2 separate regions of the Homo sapiens genome follow, and region 2 is linked to region 1. The links are chromatin contacts, found by Hi-C or POLR2A ChIA-PET in ENCODE. All regions are on one chromosome and are shown on one strand. Each heading gives the region's core, a stretch centred on a gene start or an enhancer-like site at or near the end of the contact. The rest is flanking DNA. Distances are from core to core; before and after follow the strand shown. Region 1 overlaps SSH1 (slingshot protein phosphatase 1). Region 2 holds the start of SVOP (SV2 related protein).

Region 1 (3,398 bases), core at 202-2,701:
CGTGGTAGTGTGTGCTTGTAGTCCCAGCTACTTGGGGGGCTGAGGCGGGGGAATCGCTTGAACCCGGGAGGCAGAGTGAGCCAAGATTGCGCCACTGCACTCCAGCCTGGCGACAGAGCAAAACTCCGTCTTAAAAAAAAAAAAAAAAGAATATGCCAATTTTTTAGTGCTTTAGAAATTATACCTAAAACACATAAAACTGAAGTGCTTTAAAATCCATACATATGTCTAGCCACTTTAATAATATTATATAACGCTTGGAAAAGAAGGAAAATAATTGCCATTATTCTACCACCCTTACATTACCATTTTGAGCATTTTTTGGTAACTTATTATTTTCTAATAGAGACAAGGTCTTGCTGTGTTGCCCAGGCTGGTCTTGGACTCCTGGCCTCAAGACATCTTCCTGCTTGGCCTCCTGAAGTACTGGGATTACAGTCATGAGCTACTGTGCCCGGCCTAACTTGAGCATTTTTATGTATTTTCTTGCAGACTATTCTTCTGCTTAAAAAAAAAAGTAATAATCATGACACTCTGCCCTCACTTTTTCATCTTGCTTTTGGTAAGGTGTTCCTTTTGCGGTAAGCACTTTGCTGATTTGAAACAGATACTCAACCCCCTAAAGGTATCAATTCAGGGTGCTTTAATTGTGCTTATGAGAAATCTTTAGCTCTGCTCATTTAAAAGATTCCAAGATGGCAGTCCTCAGCTGATGTATTCACTAATGGACACCAAAAACATTTTTGTTTTTTCTTTGCCAAAAATTAAGTTCTGCCTTTGTTTGGGTGTTTTGTTGATTTATGGAAGATTCAGCCCTTTGTTATATTAATATCATGTATTCCTTCATACCAAGGAGCCAGTCTTAAACTCTGACCTCATAGTTTTAAAAAAAGTAAATAAATTTTCAGGAATATTGTTCTTTAAAAAAAAATAGTCTGTTTTATCTCATGAGGGGAAGGAAAATTAATTGGAAAAGGAAATATGTGTTCAGAAATTGGGGTCAACCATTCATTACCGACAGCAGGGTGTTCTGGTCAAACTCATATGCAGAACTGGTAGAAATATGCTCAGCTTTTCTCCGATGTTTCTGTGTGCTTGAGTGAAGGGAGGGGAAATACTCACTTTTATTACGGCACACATGATTTCTAAAGATTATGTGGGTAGGGAAACACTAGCCTGCAAGAATCAAAGAGATTCCTTATTTCTGGGTCCTCGCTGGGGGACTTCTGCTGGGTCCTCACTTTTAATGTTATGCTCAAGATACAGGACACATTTGCTCCATCACCCTGGGGTTTTTGATTGGTCAGGTCAGGGCCCACGTCAGGGTTCCCAGGCTAGAAGCAGCTGGATTCCCAATGGGGGCAGTCATGGGCCGAGTTGCAGATCAGACTGTCTGGGTGGAAGCAGGGAGGGGTGGAGTGGAAGTCTGGAGACTGACTGTCGAGGAGGAACTGAAAGAGGGGCTTGCCCACCTCACAGCGGCTCCTGTGGGCGCCCAGCTCCCTTCCCCCCAAATCTCCCCCAGATGCCTGCCCCCAACTGCCCTCCCCACCAGCTCCTCTCTCCACCTGTTCTCCTCCCCAAAATCCCCTTCCCCAGATCCCTCCCTCCAGGTTCCCCTCCCCCGACTCCCCATCTCTCTTCCCCACTCCCCTCCCCCAGATCCCCTCCCCAAGCTTCCCTCCCCCAAATCCCCTCCCTAGATCCCATCCCTAACCATCCCTCCCCAATCCCCTCTCCCATCTCCCCTCCCTGAAGTCCCCTCTCTGAGCTCCCCTTCCCCCAGCTCCCCTCCCTAAATCCCCTCCCCAAGTTCCCCTCCCTCAGCTCCCTTGCCCCAGATTTCCTCCCTAGATCCCCCTCCCCAAGCTCCTCTCCCATTTCTCCTCCCCATCTCCCCACCCCCAGCTCCCCTCCCTAGATCCTCTCCCCAAGCTTCCCTCTCCCAGATCCCCTTCCCCAGCTTTCCTCCCCCATCTCCCCTCCCCCATCTCCCCTCCCCAAGCTCCCCTCTCCCAGATCTCCTCCTTAGCTCCCCATCCCCACGTCCCGTCATTGAGCTACCCTCCCCAAGCCCTTTTCCCCCAGCTCCCTCCTGGAGCTCCCCTCCCCATCTCCCCTCCCCCAGCTCCCTCCTGGAGCTCCCCTCCCCATCTGCCCTCCCCCAGCTCCCTCCTGGAGCTCCCCTCCCCATCTTCCCTCCCCCAGCTCCCTCCTGGAGCTCCCCTCCCCATCTCCCCTCCCCCAGCTCCCTCCTGGAGCTCCCCTCCCCATCTCCCCTCCCCCAGCTCACTCTTGGAGCTCCCCTCCCCCATCTCCCCTCCCCAATGCTCCCCTCCCCCAGCTCCTTCCTGGAGCTCCCCTCCCCATCTCCCCTCCCCCAGCTCCCTCCTAGAGCTCCCCTCCCCATCTCCCCTCCCCCATGCTCCCCCTTGGAGCTCCCCTCCCCCATGCTCCCCTCCCCCATGTTCCCCTCCCCCAGCTCCCTTCTGGGCTCTCCTCCCCATCTGCCCTCCCCTAGCTCCCTCTTGGAGGTCCCCTCCCCCATGCCTCCTCCCCTGGCTCCCCTCCAGCCCTTTCTTGGGGTTGGAATCTCTTCCATCTCTTGTCTCTCTCAGGGCTGTTGTTGATGAGTGAGTACTGAGCTCTGTCACTTAGACTGTCTTTGGGGCAAAGAGCTATTTTTATTTTTTAGTTACCTTTAATAGCTTATAGCATAGTGTTTTCAGTTAATAAGAACTTATAAATAGCAGTGACATGAAAATTTGTATGTGGACCTTTCTCATTAGTATTTAACCTTTTTTAAAATTAAAACTTTTTATTTTTATTTTTTAGAGACAGGGTCTTTGTTGTCCAGGCCGGAGTGCAATGGTGTGATCATAGCTCACTGCAGCCTTGAACTCCTGGGGCCAAGCTATCTTCCCACCTCAGCCTCCCAAGTAGCTGGGACTACAGGCGTGCGCCACCACACCTGGCTAATTTTTTTAAATGTGTTTTGAAGAGATGAGATCACACTGTGTTGTTGAGGCTGGTCTCAAACTCTTGGGCTTAAGTGATCCTCCCACCTCAGCCTCCCAAAGTGCTGGGATTACAGGCGTGATGACAGTCACTGCACCTGGCCCTTTTCTTGCTAATAAAAGGTCCCTTTCTCTTCTAGTTGGGAGCTGCAGGGGACCTTACAAAGGGATGGGAAATAAAGCTTTGGCAGCTTTCCATATTCTCAAAACAGCCCTTGGAGGGGGGTTTTCCCGGTTGGTGGCTGAGGCCCAAGATTGGAATTGGGAAATCCTGTATTTGAAGCGAGACCTCTAATGCCAAGTTGATCCTACTCTGCCGCCTTTCTGGGGACCAGGTTAGTAGTACTGTTGAATTAGCTGTCTTGGACATACAGGTGAGGG
Region 2 (3,528 bases), core at 202-2,701, 170 kb before region 1:
GGGACCATGGTGAAGTACATATCCGGGTGCCTGGCACACATTCAATTTTGGATTTTCAAGTCCTTTTATGGATTCGATGTGAGATTGTTTTCAGTTCTCAGATTGGTTTTCTTGTTCCCTCTTCCAACTTCCCCCACCCTTTGTCAACAATTAAAGAAAAAAAGAAAAAAATGTTTCCTTCTTCCTTTAGTTCCTTGTAAGTGTCCATTCAACGGTCATTCTCATAGCTTTTGCCAGTTGCCATCATGGATCATCTTAGTAGTTTTCTGTTGTATAATTTTCCAGCTTTTCTTTTCATTTGTTCACACTTGATCAGGGGTTTCCACTTCATGGTGCTGGGGAGCTTTTAAAAAATACCCTGAGGCCGGGCGCAATGGCTCACATCTATAATCCCAGCATTTTGGGAGGCCGAGATGGGAGGATTGCTTGAGGCCAGGAGTTCTAGATCAGCCTGGGCAACAAAGCAAGACCCCATCTCTACAATAAATAAATTAGCTGGGTATGCTGGGATGAGCCTGTGATCCCAGCTACTAGGGAGGTTGAGGTGGGAGGATTGCTTTAGCCCAGGTGGTTGGGGCTGTAATGAGCCATGATCATGCCACTGCAACTCCAGCCTGGGCAACAGAGCAAGAACTTGTCTCAAAAATAAATAAATAAATATTGAAAAAATAAAAAATACCCAGGCTTGGCCTCCACCTCCCGAGAGTTGAGTTCAATTGGTTTGAAATGGAGCCAGGCAATTCTTATATGCAGCCTGAACTGAGAACCATTTATTCAACAAATATTTATGGGGTACCTTCTATGTGCCAGACACTGTTCTAGTACTTGGGACACATCAGTGAAACCTCATGGAGCTTAAGTTCTAAAGGGGTCAGAAATTCTAGTGAGAGGTGGCTTAGGGGAACCATTAAACTATCTAGGATCTTGAAGGCAGAGACTTTATTTTACTCATGTTTTTATTCCCCAGGGTCAGGGCTGTAGAATTCACCCAATAACGCTTGTTGAAAGAATGAGTGATCTTTGGCCTTCTCATACCTAATTTACATTTTTCTTTTCTTGATTCATTTCACTAGACCCTTAGCTCCACGATGACAATGACAGGTCGAATTTGTTCTGTCATACCCCCAGTGCCTATTACAGTGCCTGGCACATAGGTGCTCAGTAAACCGTACTTAAATGCATGCCTGTATTTGTTACAGCAGCCTGGGTTTCAAGAGTGTTATACGGATAACATTAATGAATCCACGCAAATAAACATTTAGACACGCATCGTCAATCAAAGGGTGCTCACTGGTACCCGGACAACCATTTCACAGACTGGTGTGCCCTATAGGCATCCCAGTGATACACCATCAGCCAGAGAGCCTGTGAACTCTTCCAAGCAGAAGGGCTCTCCCTGCCCCCTCTCCCCGCGCAGCTCGCTCTGCCCTCCGCCTCCTCTTCTCCGCCCACTCTCGCCGCGGTCTCCTGGCGGCGGAGGCTTTGTCTCGTGGGCTGGTCCCCAGCGGCTCCCTCCCCGAACAGCTGCTGCTCCAGGGAGGAAGCGGCGCGGGTGCTGTCCAGCTTCCCGGTGCTGAAAACCGGAGGGCTCGTCATCCACCACTACCATGTAAGGGCCATGAGAAGGGCTCATCCTGGCGCAGCGCGGACATGGAGGAGGACTTATTCCAGCTAAGGCAGCTGCCGTGAGTATCATGGGGGCGAGCAAGAGGCAGACAGGCTTTCTTTTAAAAAACGAAAACCTGCAAGGGGGGTGGGGGGGGGTACATCTCTGCATGGTTTCTTGAATTTAAAGGGAACTGTTTCAGAGGAAGGAATTAGGGCCTGGAGGAGACAAGCCATTTTCTTTCCCCAGCAGCCCAGCCTCTGTATCTCTGACTCAGTTCCATTTATCAGATCTGTCAGGACCTTATGGGGGAACCACGGGGGTTATGATTCCCCTTTTAATTGCTCTCAATCCTAAAAGGATTTTCAGATGTGAGCTTTAAGAAAGCATTAGCTGCTGTTTTGAAATGTGGACAGAATTGGTGAGTCTATGCAATGACATCGGTCCTTTCCAGCCCTAATCCTATGCTGTGAAATCCATAATTTTTCTGCAAGGTCTTTTGGAAGGGAATGATACTGATGCTGCAAACTGGTTGATAAAAAAAACTGGGATGCCTTCCTAGAGGAGAGGGTTGGGCAAAGTCCTGTTGTTTATGAAGTGTGTGAATGAGAGGGCTGTGCACGGTCGGTGAAACCTCTTGCCTTCTTCTGAATGAAAGGTTTTTGTAGCAGCTAGCTAGAGTGAGACTCACTGTCGGAACATCAGGAATATACTGCTTTGAGGATGGCGATTTTTAAGAAAAACCAAATTTGCTCTGAGAATCTGGGGGAAATATCAAGCAACCGAAAGGACAGGGGCCTTGTAGAGGGGCTTACAGATTTTTCCTACCACAAGCAGATAGTGATTTGTTAAGTAAATTCCAAGAGTATGAGAGGGGGCATTAAAAAGAACATTGGTGGGGCAGGGGTTGTTTTAATTTTTAGAAGCACTAGCCATTTGAGTGGTAAGAGTAGATTCCCTTTGGGATTGTTAGAAAGGATAAATTATAGTTAGTGTGTGTGTATTTTCTTGATTTTAAAAATGGTGGATTATTTTTTTCTATAATCTACTGAGGAATTCTCCCAAGTGACTTTTAGTGTGACTGATACAGTTCTCTGAGGCTGTGAGTACTGAAGGGGATTGTAATGTTTACTTTTCAATCAGAGTAAAATTAGTTTTCACCAAAATTTTTAATTAATTTAAAATTTGCTTTAAAGTTTTACTAATTGATCCACAAATAGTATATCTGATTATGTAATACAGCATTATTTCACAAATGCTAGAGGATGTTCAGTAATAATATCCAGACGTAGATATAACAGTACATAAAAATGTAAAGGTCTGATTACAAATTTCCCAAGGAAAACATACAACTTTTATTGAGAATAAATATCATGTTCAAAAATAAAATGATTACCCCCAATAAAAAATAATTTAATATCAGAAATGTGAACTTTGGTACTCAGAATTAGACTACATATTGGAACTGTGGTTTTCCTGGGATAAATTTTTCAATAATGTCAGAGGATGTGAACTTTTCAAAGATTCATGTGTATATGAACTTTGCAAAAGGGTCATGTATATTTAATCTACTAATATATAGACCTGACATTATCATGACAATTCCTTCTTTAATTAAAAAAAGCAAAAATAAGAAGTTTTCACTTATTTAAATGTAAAAATTTAGGTTTTTATAGGAATATAATACAATGTACCAATAAATAAAGGTAAATAAAGTTCAAAGAGAAGCACAAGAATAAAGAGTAAGTCTCCTTTCTTTTCAAACCCCAGTTCTATTCCCCAGAGTTAAGTTTCTTGATTATTCTTTCTGGTGCTTAATAGGCATAAATACATATATTATCTATTAGGCCAAATTGTGTACTGGTTAAGTACATTATCTCTTGAATCAGACATACTTGGGTTCAAATCCTTACTATGCCACT

What was found. A loop is a pair of places that touch in the nucleus more often than their neighbours do. ChIA-PET counts read pairs that join two places held with the same protein, here RNA polymerase II (POLR2A).
Region 2: a map of dorsolateral prefrontal cortex shows a loop between it and region 1 (1.8-fold over the local background). The contact joins the promoter of SVOP here to the enhancer-like site in region 1. A Hi-C loop is called at or near these places in 1 of 168 maps with a recorded cell type or tissue (dorsolateral prefrontal cortex). POLR2A ChIA-PET finds 5 or more read pairs at or near these places in 3 of 52 experiments (AG04450, Caco-2 and PC-9).

What each region holds. Positions count from the first base shown.
Region 1 is chr12:108,848,989-108,852,386 of GRCh38, reverse strand. The region is part of intron 2 of SSH1 (slingshot protein phosphatase 1); the gene reads left to right. Among named protein-coding and RNA genes, the nearest start is that of SSH1, 6.9 kb to the left of the region's middle. RefSeq lists silencers at 1,378-1,447, 1,458-1,507, 1,548-1,597. Within about 2 kb of position 1,451, at least 21 of the 41 ENCODE cell types and tissues checked have a DNase peak (open chromatin) inside an H3K27ac peak, as active enhancers do; they include dorsolateral prefrontal cortex, where a contact is called at or near this core.
Region 2 is chr12:109,018,991-109,022,518 of GRCh38, reverse strand. It overlaps SVOP (SV2 related protein), which reads left to right and starts at 1,451. Exons shown (of 16, transcript NM_018711.5): 1 at 1,451-1,685. The coding sequence starts at 1,651.